Regions from separate parts of the Homo sapiens genome. Here region 1 is linked to region 2. Evidence: read pairs that join two places in POLR2A ChIA-PET (ENCODE). Cell type or tissue: GM12878. All regions are shown on one strand. Links, peaks and the distances in the headings refer to the core of each region. The heading gives the core; the rest is flanking DNA.

Region 1 (16,110 bases), core at 3,658-6,157, 55 kb before region 2:
TACACAAAACTGGACCCGGCCAATCTAACGTGCAGCCCAATGTTTAAAAATCAGGATATTCTGCTGGGCACTGTGGCTCACGCCTGTAATCCCAGCACTTTGGGAGGCCGAGACAGGCAGATCACTTGAGGTCAAGAGTTTGAGACAAGCTTGACCAACATGGTGAAATCCCATCTCTAATGAAAACACAAAATTAGCTGGGCACGGTCGTGGGCGCCTGTAATCCCAGCTACTGGGGAGGCTGAGGCAGGAGGATTGCTTGAACCGGGGAGGCGGAGATTGCAGAGAACCAAGATCACCCCACTGCACTACAGCCCGGGTGACAGAATGAGACTCTGTCACCAAAAAAAAAAAAAAAAAAAAAAAAAAAAACCACCACACACAAACAAACCAGGAAATTTTACATAAAACCCCAAATATATGGCTCCTCTAGAAAAATGTGAAAATGAGCAACAGAGGCTTCCAACAGGGCAACAAGCACCAGGAGTAACGAGGGCAGCTGCTCTTCCCACAGGGGCCTGTGCCTCCAGATCCCACCATGCCCACTTCAATGATCTTCCTCACTCGCTGGCTCCTGGCCGGGGACCCCTGATCCTGAGCACACAGTGGGTTCATTTGCATCACAACTATGTTACTACCCCCCTGAAATGTCGACTGTCTGGCAGGACCCTCTCTTTTTGATACCTGCCTTCTCTCCGCTTACATCACAAGCATGTGCAGTTGTCTCTCTGAGCAGCCAGTGACCTCAAGAAACCTCTTTCTTCCCACTTCCTGAATTACTATGAATGAGATACAGCAGGTTCCCAACTCCCTCCACAGGCTCCGCTCTGTGTCACACACTTGCCTCTCAGCTGGGAGTTTGCATCCCTATAAATATACAAATAGTCGCACTACAGACCTTTCGGGCTGCTGTATAAAGTTTTCTGTGAATGACATCCGTGCCTCTCCTAGCAGTCATATATTTTTCCTAGTAAAAATGTTCTGAATGCATACAATGGAATTAAATAAATCACTACAGCATATGAACAAGTTCCCAACCCACTCTAAAAAGATACCTCACTGATGAGCCATGCTTGGCAATGGATAATTACATCCAAGAAGACACAGGACACAGTGGAAAAAACAGAGGACCAGACTCAGGGACTCACGTTCCAAACCCAGCACCAGAACTCACTGCCAAGTGATCAGGGTGATTCGGCTGGCCTCTTAGGACCTGATTTTATTTCTTTCCAATATTTCCTATGGCTTTATAGATGTTTTTGAATATTTTGAGCACTCTTCAAATAATATGGTGCTAGTGAATTTGAGGCAACATCTTGAGACCAATCATTCTGAGCATAAAAATCTATGAAAATGAATAGAATATTTAAAAACTAGATGTGACGGGCCCTTTAACAAGCCAACTTTTGCTTGTTATACCTTTTCAAACTAGAAATGAAGCCACGGAAGCATCTTACAGGTAGACGCTTGTACTGTGTTGGCTGGAGAAACTCACACCATAGCAGAGACTGACAGCGTCTGGCCTGCGTGCACTGCTGAATGCCTGCGGGATGGGTATGGCCTCTTCCTCACCACGTCTAAATGCAAGCTTCTAGAAACTGAAGACAAGGCAGCTGGGGAGGGAGCAGACTGTCATTAACTTTAGAACTCCTAACTTGGGCTTCAACAACACAGATGGTTCTGAATGACAGACCACCATATGAAATCCATCTTCTCTCTGCCTGGAGGAATCTCATAGTCCAGTGGCATGGTCTGCCAGGGAGAGAAAAGGTTTCCTGTGTTGTGAATTCTGCATGGAAAAAGCTACACAAAAGCAACTAACTCTTAGCCGCAGTCTCAAATGGAACCATATGAAGGAGGCACGTACCAGGTCGATCAGGTCGCTGAGGTTTTTCTCGATTTGCTGGGGAGGCAGGCGCCTCATTAGGTCCAAGGCACAGTCCAGCTGCTGATCACTCTGTGGAGGGAGAAATACAAGTGCGTCAGTCATTTTTGCCAGAAGGAATATCAAAAACTCCTTTTAAAAAGCATGCTTGCCCAAGGCATTCTAAAACCCAAAGAGCCACGCAGTGGGCCCTCCGCCAGGTCTCTGTGTGCCAGCAGCCTGGAGCGGGGGGCGACTGTGCAGGCTGTTTGCTCCCCTTTGACAGCAGTCTCTGTCTCAAGTGGGGGCATCCAAAAGACCCTGAAAGAAGTGGAAGCAGGCTGGAGACGTCAGAAAGCTCCCTCACCGGCTCCCCTGCTCCTGCTCAACAGGCCCTGGTGGCTGCAGATGTCGTGCCCCCCAGTTGGTTCCATGGTGAACACACTCCAGTAGCGGATTACTTTTGCCCTTTGTTGTAACCTGGGTGTAAACATCAGGTAACATCCCCAGGCCAGGTTCCTTGAGAAGCTCCAAGGGAGGGAGAAAAGCCAGGCAAAGAACAAGTGGCAAGATGCACACGGGGTTAAAAGTGCTTCATTCATTCAATAGAAACTTAGGACACTAAGACCTGAACCACACTACAGTCAAGAGCTCACTCCACCCAGCAAACTGGACTGCAAATGCAGTAAACTATGTCACTGCAGAGGCAAGGACTGGAAAGACAACCATTACTCTTGTTTATCAAGCACTCTTTTAAAAAATGTTTTTCATTTTTTAAAGATAGGGTCTTGCTGTGTCACCCAGGCTGGAGTGTAGTGGCATGATCTTGGCTCCCTACAACCCCCACTTTCCAGGCTCAAGTGATCCTCCCACCTCAGCCTCCAAAGTAGCTGGGACCACAGGTGCATGCCACCACACCTGGCTAATTTTGTAGTTTTTTTTGGGGGGGAGGGGGGGAACATGGGGTTTTGCCATATTGCCCAGGGTGGTCTTGAACTCCTGGGCTCAAGCAGTCGAACTGCCTTGGCCTCCCAAAGTGCCGGGATTACAAGCATGAGCCATCGTGCCCAGCCCAAGCACCTTTTTAAAGCTATGCATCCTGTGCTTCACCATACTCTCCTCACAGTACATATGCTGCAAATATTTACTCAGAGCCACCATGTGCCAGTCACCATAAACATATAAAAAATAAATAAATAAAGGGAGGGGGAGAGGAAGGGAACAGAGCGGAGGCAAGGCTGGTAAAATGCAAAGTAAATTCAATGCACAGTGGGTTCTAACACAGAAGGCTAGACCTCAGGAGATGAGACAAGAAATAAAGTGAGAAAGGTGGGCCAGGTACAAGGGTGAAGACCTGTGTATGCAACTCTTAGAAGTACAGGTGACTCCAAGTAAGGCAGATGGAGTCCCCAACACTACCCAAGCAGCCACTATCTGATTTGTATCTGGAATCTGCTCTGCTCAGACCAATTTCAGGATTTTTGGAAGGCCTAAATCAACAAGCTACAGTCTCATAAAATACACAAAGTAATCCTCAAAATGCCACATTTGGCCTTAACGAAATATAACTTTTGAATATTACCGTTTACACTCCAGGTCTGTTAACCACAAGTAGGCCGTGGGGCAAGGACCCACTTCATAGTCACCAGAGACATAACACATTATTAAGGAGAGTCAATTTCATTTTTTTAAAAAAAGATATTGACATGGCATATACAGCCAGCTGTTTTAAAAAAGAATGAAAGAAAAGAAAAAGCCTGTCCCTTGCTCAAGATGGCTATCAGTGACAGTTCATCCTGGAACACACAACGAACTGGCTCCCCTGCAAAGAGAAAAGAAAAACACCACACCAGAAATTCTACCACTTGTTTTGCTGAATGCCAGCAACCATGAATTCCCTACTTGTGCCACGCATTTCTATGCCAACATGTGTCAGCCAAGGCCACAGTGATGGGTTTGGCCCACTGGCATGAGAGGAAATTTTAACACCACGTCTTGGGCAGAACACACAGATAAGCTGATTCGACTCTAGAGAGACATATTCAATTCCCAATACTGCCATTCATTAACTTATGGCCTTGGGTGGGTTTCTTAATCTCTAGAAGTCTCTATTTATTTATCCATAAAATGGGAACACAGTATCTTCCTTAGAGAGTGACAATAATTTAGTAATGCATGTGGAACATTTAATACACAGTAGTATGTGTTTAATGATTGGGGATATTGAGTGCATACAAATAAACATACAGCTTTTAAATCTTTTTAAAAATTTTAAATGATTCCCCTGCCCAACCTCCCCGCCCCTCAACCCAGCCCTGGATCTCTCTCTCTCTCTCTTGCTCCCCTTAAACTAGAGCTAATGTTCAAACTCAATACAAAGCTACGTATTCTCTTGGCCAAGCAAGAATAGAAAACCCTAAATGATTCAAGTCAAACTCGTTAAAAGGTATAAACTAGTATTTCTCAACTAGGGATGATTTTGCACACGTGCACACACATACACACACACCTCCAACAACCCTGCCAGGAGACATCTGGCAATGTATGGAGACATTTTTGTCACAACTGGGAGAGAAGAAACTACTGACATCTAATGGGTAGGGGCCAGGGATGCTTCTAAACATCCCAAAACGCGATACACAGCCTCCCCACAACAAAGAATCACCCGGCCCAAACGTTAATAGAGTTAAGGCTGAGAAGCCCTGGGCGAAAAATAATTGGTTTGGGGGCTGCAGATTCCCAGAATCTGATTGACAATAAAGTCCCCCTCAGGAAGACTGCACATGCAGGCAAACGTTTTATATATAATTCTAATTTAAAGACCACACATACACTTTGGGAGGCCAAGGCGGGCGGATCATGAGGTCAGGAGATTGAGACCATCCTGGCTAACGTGGTGAATCCCCGTCTCTACTAAAAATACAAAAAAATTAGCCGGGCGTGGTGGCGGGCGCCTGTAGTTCCAGCAACTCGGGAGGCTGAGGCAGGAGAATGGCATGAACCCGGGAGGCAGAGCTTGCAGTGAGCCCAGATCACTCCAGCCTGGGCGACAGAGCGAGACTCCATCTCAAAAACAACAACAACAACAACAACAACAACAACAAACCCACACATAACCCCTAAAAATTTCTGGTCTTCAGAAAGTATCTCAACTAGATATTAGCAATCCTCCTTATAAATGAAAAGCAAATTAAGATATAAGTAAGCCTGTCTAATTTGAAACGGTGATCCAGACAGAACACAGAAGGGATTAACTAGAAAACTGAGCAGTGTTATCTAGGAAAAGACCTAAGTTGACCAGAGAAGCTCAAGGTGAAAGACACTGTTTTAACCCTTCTTCGGTGCCTGTTCACAAGCCCAGTTCCAATATGCTGATCACATCCCCACCCCGCAAGGGGCCGGACAGTCCTCTGTAGACCTGTATCTAGTTGACAGCACTAGAATACTACTACAAAAGGATCTGACTCATATTTTGCATTAATCCCAATTAATCTTAATTGGAAATGTTTCACTACAAATTTCTAAGGTTAAGGATGTTTAACTATCATTCAATGAGGAAATGACTAAATGCTTCCCATAAGTGAAGCAACATGGGAAAGCTTAATGACAGCTTTTAAGACGTTAAAATTAGAGTTAACTGGAGCCATTTGCTTGGGAGTCATCCCAAACCCTAAGGGGTCCAAACAGGAAACGGTACCGGAGAATGAAGCAGATGTGGATGACCTTCAGCTACAAGCAACAACGTAAGTGACCCAGGAAATGGAACGATGGGGACAGAGGGAGGGGGCTAGTCCCAGGGGCCTCCCTAGGATGCTGTCACTTTTATATAAAGCTCAATAACAAGCAATAGTGAACATTCTTTTTTTTTTTTTTTTTTTTTTTTTAAAGATAGGCTCTCACTCTGTCGCCCAGGCTGGACTGTAGTGGCACAAGCTCAGCTCACTGCAACCTCTGTCTCCTGGGCTCAAGCTATCCTCCCATCTCAGCCTCCTAAGTAGCTTGGATTACAGGCACACACCACCATGCCTGGTTAATTTTTGTTTTTCTTGAGACAGGGTCTCACTTTGTTACCCAGGCTGGAGTATAGTAGCACAATGTCGGCTCACTGTAGCCTCCACCTCCCAGGCTCAAGCCATCCTCCCACCTCAGCCCTCCAAGTAGCTGGGGGGCCACCATGCCTGGCTAATTTTTTGTAGTTTGGTAGAGATGGGGTTTCACCATGCTGCCCAGGATGGTCTCAAACGCTTGACCTCAAGCGATCCGCCCACCTCGGCCTCCCAAAGTGCTGGGATTACAGGCATGAGCCACCATGCCCAGCCAATTTTTCTATTTTTTGTAGAGATGGGGTTTTGCTATGTTGCCCAGGCTGGTCTCAAAGTCCTGAGCTCAAGCGATCCATCTGCCTCAGCCTCCCAAAGTGCTGGGTTTGCAGGCGTGAGCCACTGCACCTGGCCATGAACACTCTTATTATTTAGACACGTGTTTTAGACTAATATAACAAGGCTTTTTTTTTTCTTTAAGCCAAGACAAAGGTATGATAAATACAACATTTAAGAAGAGTAGAAGAGCAGTTCTAGGGAAGCCATGAGGGGAAGATGAAAGCTATACTGTCTAGGTCTCACATGGAATGGCAGGTTCAAGGGTATTCATCATCAACGTGATGCTTAAGTTATGATTATCAGATATCTAAACTTTTTTTAAAGGTAATAGAAAAAACTACAAGTATGCAGGGAGTGGTGGTGCGTGCCTGTAGTTCCGGCTACTCGGGAAGCTGAGGCAGGAGGATCGTTCAAGCCCAGGAGTTCTGGGTTGTAGTGTGCTATGCCCATCAGGTGTCCGCACTAAGTTTGGCATCAATATGGTGACTTCCTGGGAGCAGGGAACCACCAGGTTGCCTAAGGAGGGGTGAACCGGCCCAGGACAGAAACGGAGCAGGTCAAAAAATACAAGGAAGAGCAAGTAAAGAGAGGGCTTAGGACTCAGGAGTCCAGGGTCCAAGGTATGCCCTGTCACTAGACGTCTGTGTGCTTTGGACTGCTCACTTAACCTCGTGGCCTGGGATTTGGCCCAGATGAACTCTAAGACTCCTTCTAGATGGAGTGCCCTCTATCCTACTGCGAGAGCAGACATGCCTAACCGCCACACCCTTCAAAACAAGACCATCATCCTGGATTTGGCCGCTTGCAGGCCAGCAACTGGGCTACAGTTCAACAACTGTGCACTGAGTGCCAACCCTGGGCCAGGCCCTGAATCCGGCCCAACAAATGAGACCCAGTCCCAAGCCTCAAGGAACCAATTGTCCATAAAACAGCAAATAACCACAAGGTCGTGTGGTGTGTACAATGATGAGACAGAGAAGGTACAAAGAGACAAGGCACAGTTCACAATACACTGATTTGTACTTCTTTGTGTCAATTATTTTCCTAGGACTTCCCTCCCTCACATGGCTACAAAATAAACAGAAGGCCAGTCAGGGGAAGTAAACTGTCACCTGGTGGCTAAGAGCTCTCCACAGGCCAGCTCCTTCAAAACTCTGACTGGTCCAGGCACCTCCTTCATACAATGAGCTTCACCAGTTCCACCACCCAATGGTGTGTTCCAGGTGGAAAGGTAAATAGTAAAAGAAGGACCATTTCTCCTTATCCTCTGGAATTCTCTGTCCATTCAATTAATCATCTGATCATTATGTGAGTGTTTCCTAGGTAACAAGCACTGTTTCTGATGCTGAGTGGTGAACATAAAAGTCTCTGCTCCTCATGGAGCTTATGGTGCAGTCAAAATCAGTGTGGAAAAAAAAAATCAAGGAAGAGTCCTTGTTAGGATGTCAAATAATAAGGAGGGGAGTTACCCCATTTTAAGCTGGCAAGGCTCCAAGGGGTAGGTTTAGGGGGTTTTTTGTGTTATTTTCTTATTTTGGTATATAAACTGAGATAAGAAATATTTCACCTCCTGTTTTCACATGATTTAAAGAAAAAGCATAAAATTGCTTAAATCACCCTGCAATAAATAAAACCACCATTAATACGGACTAAAACAATTTTTCAGAATAAGAAATCAGTCAAATAAAACCCCACCATCTAAATATCTGCTACAGTGTTCAGACATCCGACGGTATTATGAAATCATCTGCATACAGGAAAACTTGGCCTACTAGGCAAACTCCAGGGCAAAGTCTGATTTGGAAACCATCAAGTGAGATGTAACCAGTACCTACACTCCAAGTTTGGTAGAGTAAACACACCATCTACAACAATGTCAATGTCAGAGTACAGGTGCCCACTAAGTAGGGCAGGGAGCCCCAGAAGATGTCTCAGAATGGGGCCACAGGAGCAGGTTAGCCCTGGATAAGCAGGTGTGCCTTTCCAGGCAGCAGGTGCAGCAGGCTAAGGAGAGGTGAGCCAGGTGCGTGGAGGAGGAGGTGGGGAACCATGGGGCATGGCCTGGGGAGGTGACTGGGGCCTTGTCACAAGAGCCAGATCACACCCAAACTACTCAGGGGGCAGCTATGCTGGCCCGAGGAGCTAGGCTCAGAATCTCACTTCTCCCCGCAGTTTTTTGCTCCTGTCCAGTTTATAGGTAAGGCATCTGTGCCACATTCTTTAAAATCCACTTTTCTGTGAAGGTTTTGGAGCCCCTAGAGATTTTTCCACAGGGGAATGACGACTGCTGTTGTGACTTAGAAGGCGAAGCAGATTATATTTTCCAAAAATGACCATAACAAGCAGTCCCATCCCACATGCTCCTCTTGCAGCGTGACTGTGACACTCCTCCCACTTGTGGTGGGGCGGGGGGGGGCTGTGTCCCCTCCGCCTTGGAACCGGAGGAGCTTTTGTAACTTTTTATCATCAGAGCCCAGCACAAATGATGCCCTATGACTTGTGAGCCCACAAGAGACAACGCGGCTTCTCCCTGCCTGCTAAACACACAGGCCTGGAGCCCACTCAACTGCCCCGAGGCCACCCTGTGCAGAAGACTTCCTGAGACTCCATGGACAGAGGGAGGCCCACTGAGCCCCCAGGTGCTCCAGGCTCCCACTGTTCCAGCTTCAGCTATCTGACTGCAATAGTATGAGACCCCAAGCCAGAACCACCCAGCCAAGGCCCTCCTGAACTCCTGACCCACAGAAACCATCAGAGACAATGAAATGAATTGTTCCTTTAAGTCACTAGGTTTCGGGATGGTTTTGTTAGACAGCAACAGTAAATGACACAGAAGGATTTGTCTGGTGACCTTGGGGAGACAGCCTGACCAGAGACGAAACTGGGGACAGAAGAGCTAGCAGAGGAGCCTCTACAGCAACCAGGTCTCTGGCTGGATGGCCAGAGAGGAGGAGAGCCAAAGACTTTAAGGTCACAACAGATAGGACGAGGTCAGTTACTGGAAATGGGAAGAAGCCCAAGGAGCCTGAGATGACTACGTTTCCTAGCTGGGGCCAACTGCTAGAGGATGGTGCCACAGCCTCACCGGAGTGTGTACGTTTTGTGTGTGCTTTTAAAACCCACTGTTTTTAATTTCAAAGACAGGCACAGGCAGTAACTCAAATTGCTAATGCTTGCAAGCAGAGGTCCTGCTTGGCCTGCTGTAGTGGCTGGTTAAGGCAGATTTGTGCTTAACAGCATCTGTCTGTACATAAACAACCAACCAAAGCTTCAAGGCCTTCAGAGTTTGTTCTTAAGTTCATCAAGACCTTCACTCGTTTACATTCCCGAGAGGCTTAGCAAATAACTTCATAGACAGCACAAAGGTAAACTCTGCTGGCGCCCAGAATGACTTACCACAAATTTATGGAGTCTCACTTAACCATGGTTTGTCTTGTATAATCCGTGACCCAATAAGCAACTTTGTTTAAACGTCGAATCTGTTTTCTGCCATGTGGCCCGGGAACAGTTTGTGCTGGGGGCGATTTGGAGAAGGAATCCTGGGCCGGCCCAGCCGACCACTCATCTTTAGGTCACTCTGGAAAACTGCACATTTTGGATTAATAAAAAGAAAAGTGCTTCCTCCACTGCCTGAGTGTCCTCTGGGATGTGACAATAGCTGTGCAGGAGGGAGATGCCTCAACCACAAACACACGAATACTCCTTGGATGACTTTCTGTTCCCATGGGAAAATCCAATACCCTCGCTGTCAAGGGAATCACAGCCACGACAGAAGTCCACTTGGCGGACCAAGCCTTCTTCAACCTTTTGGGGTCTGCTGTCTACCATCATAGCCAAGTCAATGTCATCTTTTTAAATTGAGGTTTTTTTGTTTGTTTTGTTTTTTAAAAACCATGCAACATAAAAGTAACCATTCTAGTCCTACTCTGACCATAGAGACAAACACAAAACCCTGGGAGATGGCAGGGCAACATGAAGGAAGAGGCTGGCTCTGTGGATGACCCACCAGCCAGAATGGGTGACCTGTTGTTATATGAGAAATAAACTCCTATCTCATCTGAGGAATAAAATGTAACCATTTTAGGGCTGGACATAGTGGCTCACGCCTGTAATCCCAGCACTTTGGGAGGTGGAGGCGGGTGGATCACTTGAGGTCAGGAGTTCAAGACCAGCATGGCCAACATGGTGAAACCCCACCTCTACTAAAAATACAAAAATTAGCAGGGCGTGGTGGCAGATGCCTGTAATCCCAGCTACACGGGAGGCTGAGGCAGGAGAATCACTTGAAACTGGAAGGCGAAGGTTGCAGTGAGCTGAGATCATGCCACTGCACTCCAGCCTGGGTGACAGAGTGAGACTGTCCCACACCCTCCCCCCACCTGCCAAAAAAAAAAAGAAAAAGAAAAATAAGCCATTTTAAAGTGAACAATTCAGTGGCTATGTTAAGGTCATTTGGATTACCGTGAAAACATAACTGCTTTATGTGTCTCTCTCTTTTTTCTTTTATAAACAAGTCTCTCCTTTAAAAAAATTCTGTTGGGATCACAGAAATTAGATCTGGACTGACATCTCAATTTCATCTGAGTCCTGCTCCTTCATTTGACGATGCATAATGAGGTCCAGCGCAAGTTTTGCCAGGTTGCACAGATAGAGGCAAAATCCGCACCTAAACCTGGATCTTCTTCGTGTTTTGAGGCCTGGCTCTGCCCCGAGCCCTTCTCCCCCGTGAGTCTTTCATCCAGGGACTGTGTAAGTGACTGGCAGACACAACCGAACAGTGAGATGAGATTCTCACCCTCAAGGAGCTGTGACCTAAGGTAGAGGACAGCCAGAAAAAAAAAGCAGGAAAGAACTACACCATCCTCCTACATTCAACGCCCAGCATCCCAGCTACCCCATTATTTTCGAGGACTGGTCCTCCCAGTGATTTGTCCAGGTCATCAAGGTATCAACTTTTTAAAAAAATTCTAGAAGACAGCAATCTCTCTAAAATGTATTACCTGCTCTACATTTTTACACAATGCAAATGATCACAGGACAATGCAATGAACACAGCTAAACCATTTCTCATTAGCCTAAGGACAGTGTATGAGTAGCCACTCTTGGAACAGCACCCTGTGTCTGCTTTTTACATTTATCTGCTTCTTCTGCCAGGCTGTCAGCTACACTTCCTCAACTAATATGTTGCTTCTAATCTGCTATGAGGTTGAGAACCCAGAAAATTAGAAATCTGCTCTCATTTCAAACAAAAAAAAAAAAGAAACTCTGAGAGAAGGAATAAATCAGGTTGATAACTTGGGGTCCAGAGTCACAGCCCACAAATAGTTTGTAAGTACCTTGACACTATATGAAGATTACTTCTTCCTTTTCTTGAAGAAGTTCAAGACTCTAAAGGCAGAGATACGATATACTAATAATTCCTACTTTCCCATACAACCTGCATAAGCAAGTCACCACCTCATCCCTTGGAACCTCAGTCTTCTTTAAAACCTGGGTCCGACGGTACTGTCTACCTCACGGGCCACTGGGAATGAGGTACCACGTCTGGGCCATAAGGGCACCGCCCACAGAGCATCCTCCATAAAGGGTAGGAACTCTCCCAGAGAGTAAAGCACATGGCTTATCTGCCAGGACTTTTACATAACATTTTTTAGGTGCTAGAGGGTCCTTTCTGCCTGGATTTTTCCCTCACTTGACACAGGTTTTCCATTCAGGCTGCCAGGAGTCTCTAGAAAGGTAGGCGGAGTGTTATGTCAGTTTCCAAGTCATTAAGCACCCACAAAGGAGGGCAGGCTTGCACAGCACTCACTCCACACAACCGCCCCTGCCCTGAGTACGACGGAGCACATGGCTTCCCTAAAGCCACAAGGAGAAGAGAGGCAGGGACAGTGAGAGCTGAAGGAATTCCACATGTGTCCATGGAAGATCACCTTCCCTTTGTTTTCCTGCACTCTAGTAACTCCCTCATGCAGCTTGCTTTCTGAAGCCCTCTGCTCCATTTCCCCAGCCCAGGACAGCATCAAGAAATATTTCCACCATCTCATCTATTTGAACCTTCTCCCTATTTACTGGTGCTCCCAACCCCATCTGAGGCCATCGAAACCAGACAACTGTGGCAGCACTAGCAGAGTCCCCAAACTACCCTGACACCCTCCCTGGCAAGGAAAATTTCCACGCGCCTCTCCCTGGCATATTTATTCCAGAGGAAAACTTAGCAACCTACACACTACACACAGGCTCTGTGTCAAACTCTACAACAGCCATCAGTTGATCTTTCCCTTACACATCCCTCCAGGAAGTGAAATATCCGAAATGAGTCATACTCAGGAGTCGGAGCTATACTTCCACTGTAGTTTTTTTGGATAACCAATTCACTGTTTACACTCCAAAACCTCTAATTGCTGAACACAGAACAGTTCCTTTGCAGAGATCAAAGCTTACCTGGTGAACCTGGCGAAATGACAAAAATTCTCCAAAAGGAGTTAGCCATCCAGAGTGCCAGAGGAGGGTGGCTGTACAAGCACATTTTAATTGGCAAAGCAGAGTCGCTGCCCAGCAAGGAAGAGTATGCAGGGGTTTATTCTGCTGCTCTTCTATTTCCCCTTTAAGGCATATATCTCTTACCCCTGCACCCACCAACTTTAGTCACTCCTAGCACACAGCTGGCGGCCGCCCACCCGCACCCGCACCTGCACCCGCACCTCAGAGAGCTTGCTGATCCCTGAGCCGTGCACTGAAGCTTCCAAGCAGCTCTACCTAAAGGCAAGCACTGCCTGCTTTTTACAACATATACAATGGGCTAACCTGATGCACAGAAAAACCCTGGGTCACATGACAACCAACAAACTCATTGCTCAGGATGGCTCTCCGCCACGTTTCTCAGGCACTGTGCTTGGCTCTGCTGGCCAACTGAGTGAGCTGGAGCATTTTCTCTTGGGTGTGCATACCCCTCCACCTGTCCAACTTTAAAACACAGAATCAACAGGGATGTTACACTAAAGGGGACCCTAGAAACCATATAAACGGTGGAAAATTGAGGCCTGGACTGACCCATAACAAATGAGACATCACATAATGGCAAATGAACCATGACCAGAAAACAAATCTCTTTAGTACACAGTTTAGCGCTTCTGCTTATACAGGTTGAACAGCCCTAACCCAAAAATCCAAATCCCAAACTTTTTGAGCGAAGACATGAGGCTCCAACGAGCATATCAGACTTTCGGATTAGGAATGGTCAACCAGTAAGTTCTGCAAATATTCAAAATCTGAAAAGAATCCAAAGAAGTCTCAAATCCAAAATGCTTCTGGTCCCAAGCATTTCGGATAAGAAACCTGTAGTTTAATCATCAGTCAAAATTTAAGAATAGAGTTGATTTTGGGCCGGGCACGGTGGCTCATGCCTGTAATCCCAGCACTTTGGGAGGCCAAGGTGGGTGGAGATCAGGAGATCAAGACCATCTGGCCGAGGTCAGCAGATCAAGACCATCCTGGCTAACACGGTGAAACCCCGTCTCTACTAAAAATACAAAAAATCAGCTGGGCGTGGTGGCGGGCGCCTGTAGTCCCAGCTACTTGGGAGGCTGAGGCAGGAGAATGGCGTGAACCCAGGAGGCGGAGCTTGCAGTGAGCCGAGATTGCACCACTGCACACCAGCCTGGGTGACAGAGTGAGACTCCGTCTCAAAAAATAAAAAATAAAAAATAAAAAATAAAAAAAAAGAATACAGTTGATTTTATCCAAGAAAATACTACTTCGGGCTGCAAGCAATGGCTTACACCTGTAATCCTAGCACTTTGGGAGGCAGAGGTAGGCAGATCACTTGACCCCAGTAGTTCAAGACCAGCCTGGGAAACACAGCGAGACCCCGTCTCTACAAAAAACTTTTTAAATTAGCCAGGTGTGGTGGTGCATGCCTGTAGTCCCAGCTACTCGGGAGGCTGGGGCGGAAAGATCACCTGAGGTTGAGGCTGCCCAGTCTGCATAACAGAATGAGATCCTGTCTCAAAAAAAAAAAAAAAAAAAAAAAGAAAAAAAAAGAAAATACGCTTTGACTCTTTTGAATAAAATTCTACATTATTAGCATTAACAATGGCAGTATTAAGAATATTTATATATTGTCCAGACTGGGCACACTGGCTCACATTTGTAATCCCAGCACTTTGGGAGGTCGAGGTAGGCAGATCATTGAGGCCAGGAGTTCAAGACTAGCCTGGAGAACATGGCAAAACCCCATCTCCATCCAAAATACAAAAATTAGCCAGGCGTGGTGGTGTATGCCTGTAGTCCTAGCTACCCAGGAGGCTGAGGTATGAGAATCACTTGAACCTAGGTGGCCGAGTTTGCAGTGAGCTGAGATAGCACCACCGCACTCCAGCCTGGGTGATAAGGTGAGACCCTCTCTCAAAAAAAATTTGAAAAAAAGAATACTTATATATTGTCCAGATAATTTTATTTTTATTTTTAAGTGAATTGATCTTTATTAAGAATACTAGGTATCCAAAAGGCAAACCAATTTCAAACGCAAAAGGGAAGGAAACTAACAACTGCTAAGGGTGGCCCGGCATGGGCCAGGCGCTGCACCCTGTGGGTTTCAGGAGAGCCTCACAACAGCTGCAGGAGGTGGCTCTTGGGTACCCCAGTTTCACAGATAAGTAAAATGAGGCCCTGAAGGGTTAGGTGACTTGCCCCAGAGCACTGAATGACACAGAAGGACATAACACAGGTCCCCTCCCATGCCCAAACATTCTCCAAAGAATGTTAAACACTCCCAATGAAATAAAATTAATTTCTAACGACTTGTAGGGAACAACTTGCAAGCTCACAAAATCAGATAGGGGCAATGAGTCTCTTCTCCCGGGATGAACAAATTATGGACAATGTCATCTACTACCAAATTCTGAAATCTGTCACCGTGGATTACAGACGGTATTCTCACAAACACTATCCCTGGCAGGTGGATTTGTCGAAAACAAGAAAGCCTCTCCCACACAGTTTCTCTGGTTGACGGTTTCCTGGACCCCTTGAGAAGATCTGCAAGGCGCCATCACCTTGTGTCTGATCATTAATGTTTCACAGATGTCTACAGCTGCTGCCTCCACATGATCCTGGCTGGTTTCATGTAACAAGCGACTAATCCCTGCACTTTGTCAACTGGCAGTTAGACACATAATTATGGGCAATCCTGAGACGTCTTCAAGGGATGCCGTACATGTTGTCCATTTCCCACTCAATGGCACGAGAAATTCAAGAAGCCTTTCACAAAAGTGGAAGCTGAGTAAAGCAGGGTGCTCCTGTCTTCCAAATAACAGTTAAAAGAAAAAACAATTCAGAAAAATGTCGACCACGTGTTCACTGACGAAGGCTAAGAAAAGTAAACTCCTTTTTTCATAGCAGAAGCAGCCAATTCACATAAACCAAACAGATTTATAAGATGGCCTAGATGAAATCTATAATATTTGGACACAGGTTTACTCCAACAAAACCCTGCACATGGCTTCCAAAGACATCGGGGAGAAGCTTCAGTCCAACCTGCAAACAGCACAAACGGGCATGTCTGGATGGGAAAGCAAAAAGGTTTAAAGGATCTGGAAAAAACGAAGGCTCCATCAATCCAAATATTTTATCTAGAAGGGGGTGGTGCTGCTTTTTTGACTTATGTCCAAAAGGAAGCTTGAGGAAAAGAACACAGTGCTTATTGATCCAACAAACCACTTGGGCTATTTCTTCCCTGGGCTCTTGGGCTCCAATTTCAGATGCCTGTGTGTGACTCAATATGGAAGACTCTATCAAATCTCTATTTGTCCCTGTCGGCCTTCCCCATCCAGCTCAAGGGTAACTCTATTACAGCACCACGCTCTACACTGA
Region 2 (2,500 bases), core at 1-2,500:
CCCATAATCTCAGCATTTTAGAAGGTCAAGGCGGGAGGATCCCTTGAGCCCACAAGTTCGAGACCAGCCTGGGCAACAAAGTAAGACTCTGTCTCTAAAAAATAAGTAGATAGATAGATAGATAGATAGATAGATAGATAGATAGATAGATAGATAGATAGATAGGCAGGCAGGCAGGCACTGTGGCACATGCCTGTTATCCCAGCTGGCAGGCACTGTGGCACATGCCTGTTATCCCAGCTGCATGAGAGGCTGAAGGGGGAGGACTGCTTGAGCCGAGGAGGCTGAGGCTACAGTGAGCCAAGATGGAACCATGCACTCCAGCCTGGGCAACAGAATGAGACCCTGTCTCAATCAATCAATCAAACAGGCCAATTTTGTCTTTCCTCTCAGAATCCCTGCATCTTACACTGTATATGGTGACCAGGGCTGGGATGGGGCTTCATAGGAAAAAGCCAAAGGATCCTGCAAGGCTTTGTCACCCAATAGTCCCCATGGAGGGCTGTCGCAATGATTAAGATGTGCTGCTGCCACTCACGTCACAGGCAGGAAGAGCCAGGGACACTGACACTACTGCACAAAGAACCGTCCTGTCCAGTAGGCCAAGCCACACAGTGGCCGACGCTAGGCTAAGACTATCTCGCCCTTTCAGCTGAGTGGCTATCTTTTGGAAAACAGATTGCAGTTCACAAAGTTCCATCTCCTTGCATTTCAACAAGTGGAACCAAAAAAACCTCCTAAACAAAACCCAGACCTCTTCAGCCACTGTGGCTAGACGTACAGGGGAACCTCTCGGCCCCAGTTTCCTCATCTATAAAATAAACATCCCCATGGGCTGGTGCCAGAGAGGCAGGAGAGGGGAATTCCATCAGCATGCGCTGAGTGCGGTGGACCTGGACCTCCATGGCAACTGCCATTAACTAGCTGGGGGCCCTTCAGCAAGTTACTACACCTCTCTGAGCTCCGGTTTCCTTATCTGCAAAATGAGGAAACAGACCTCACAGGGTTGGTGTTGAGAGAATTACAGACAATGACTGTGGGCATCCGGTAAATACTGGCAGAAGGAAGGGGCCACTCTGTGAGTGAACACTCAATACCAGCCTACAGACTGAAGGTATCCTTCATTTCATGGCATCCCCTGATGCCTGTGCCATGAGTGCACTCCTCAAGACCAAGAATGGACTCTGCTTAACCACACCCCAGCCCATCCTCTCTGCCTGAACAAGGTCTCAAATCTCAGGACAACCAGGGGTCCACACCACCCTGTGCCCAAAAGAGATTTCAGGATAGAAGGTGTCTGGAGGGTATACACTGAGGACATGACAACAGCTCACATTGGAAATTCTCAGCAGAGGAACTAACAGCCAAGCCTGGCCGCTGCTCTTTTGGAGTCTGAGTTCCTCAGTGTCTCAAGACTTTTCACACCAGAAGGATGTGGTGGATTAAGGCTCCTCCTTCCAGTTTCTGAGCACAAAACTGCAACGCAGGGAGCCCACTCATGTGAAACCAACGACAGCCCATCAGGGTCAAAGCCTCACGACGGAGAAGCCTTCAGCAGCAACACTCTACCTGCCAATCACTGCTGCAACTGAGAAGGGAAAAGGGCACCGGTACCACCGGAAAATGCCACTGGCTCAATTCTAATTGGAAGCTCCAGCAGATAGGGTGCAATGCAAAAGCATCTTTTCATAACTTTTTTTGAAAGAAAGATGGGGTCTTACTATGTTGCCCAGGTTGGCCTTGAACTCCTGGGCCCAAGCGATCCTCCCACCTCAGCCTCCTGAGTAGCTGGGACCACTGACACACACCACAGCACCTGGTTTAACTTTCTATTTTAAGTTAAAGTACTTCACTTGGTAAATACGATGCCTGAATCCACTTACTAGGGCTCTGAGACAGCAAGCCCAAACACTGTTAAATAAGATACCGAGCCTAACTCAGGAGCATCATGCTGAGTTCAGCACTAGAAGAGGAAGCTGCACAGAGCAATTGAAGCAGAGGGTGGAGAAGTGCGGGGTCTGAGCCAGTGGTAACAACTGCTTCCAAGCTGCAATGTGGTAAGAGCTCTTGAGACCAGAAACCCTGGGCTGCTGTTTTCAGCAGTCTGGTGTTTAAACAGAATGAGCCCCTTAAGACCACTCTCCTTGGGCAAGGGACTCTACATCTTGGAGTCTCAGAAGAAGGAACTAGCACCTGCCTTCCAGGCTGGTTGGGAAGTTAAATGAAACACCACCTATCATCCATCCATGTTAACAGAATAACCACAATAATAAGAGATAACACTCCTACTGCACTTACAACGTGCCAGGCATCGTCTACACTTTCCACACATAAACTCAGTCCTCACAATCATCACTACGTGCCAGGTGAATGGCAACCACCAGGGTTGTTGCCTTACAAGACACGTGACGACACAACTGAAAACCTAACACTAGAAAGTTGTAGGCAAAGGCTCCTGTTCACAAGCATCCAGAGATGTCAGAAACATGTGGGGTGACCA

Evidence for each region. Peaks named below come from ENCODE experiments on the same cell type or tissue, not always from the same donor. Only the 100,000 strongest peaks of a DNase experiment are listed, where the experiment ranks them.
Region 1: POLR2A ChIA-PET joins it to region 2 with 9 read pairs; 12 of 35 experiments call an interaction of 5 or more read pairs at or near these places.

Annotation. Positions count from the first base shown.
Region 1 is chr1:19,417,794-19,433,903 of GRCh38, forward strand. CAPZB (capping actin protein of muscle Z-line subunit beta) reads right to left here. Exons shown (of 9, transcript NM_004930.5): 2 at 1,868-1,957. It also overlaps the pseudogene RN7SL277P. Among named protein-coding and RNA genes, the nearest start is that of CAPZB, 60 kb to the right of the region's middle. RefSeq lists enhancers at 1,651-2,151, 12,584-13,472 and a silencer at 9,442-9,736. In GM12878, for the core only: no CTCF peak of the experiment used is centred there; no DNase peak of the experiment used is centred there.
Region 2 is chr1:19,476,063-19,478,562 of GRCh38, forward strand. All of the region lies in intron 1 of CAPZB (capping actin protein of muscle Z-line subunit beta), which reads right to left. Among named protein-coding and RNA genes, the nearest start is that of CAPZB, 8.2 kb to the right of the region's middle. RefSeq lists an enhancer at 1,624-1,723. In GM12878, for the core only: no CTCF peak of the experiment used is centred there; DNase peaks (open chromatin) are centred at 989 and 1,469; H3K4me3 peaks cover 2,204 bases; H3K27ac peaks cover 2,437 bases.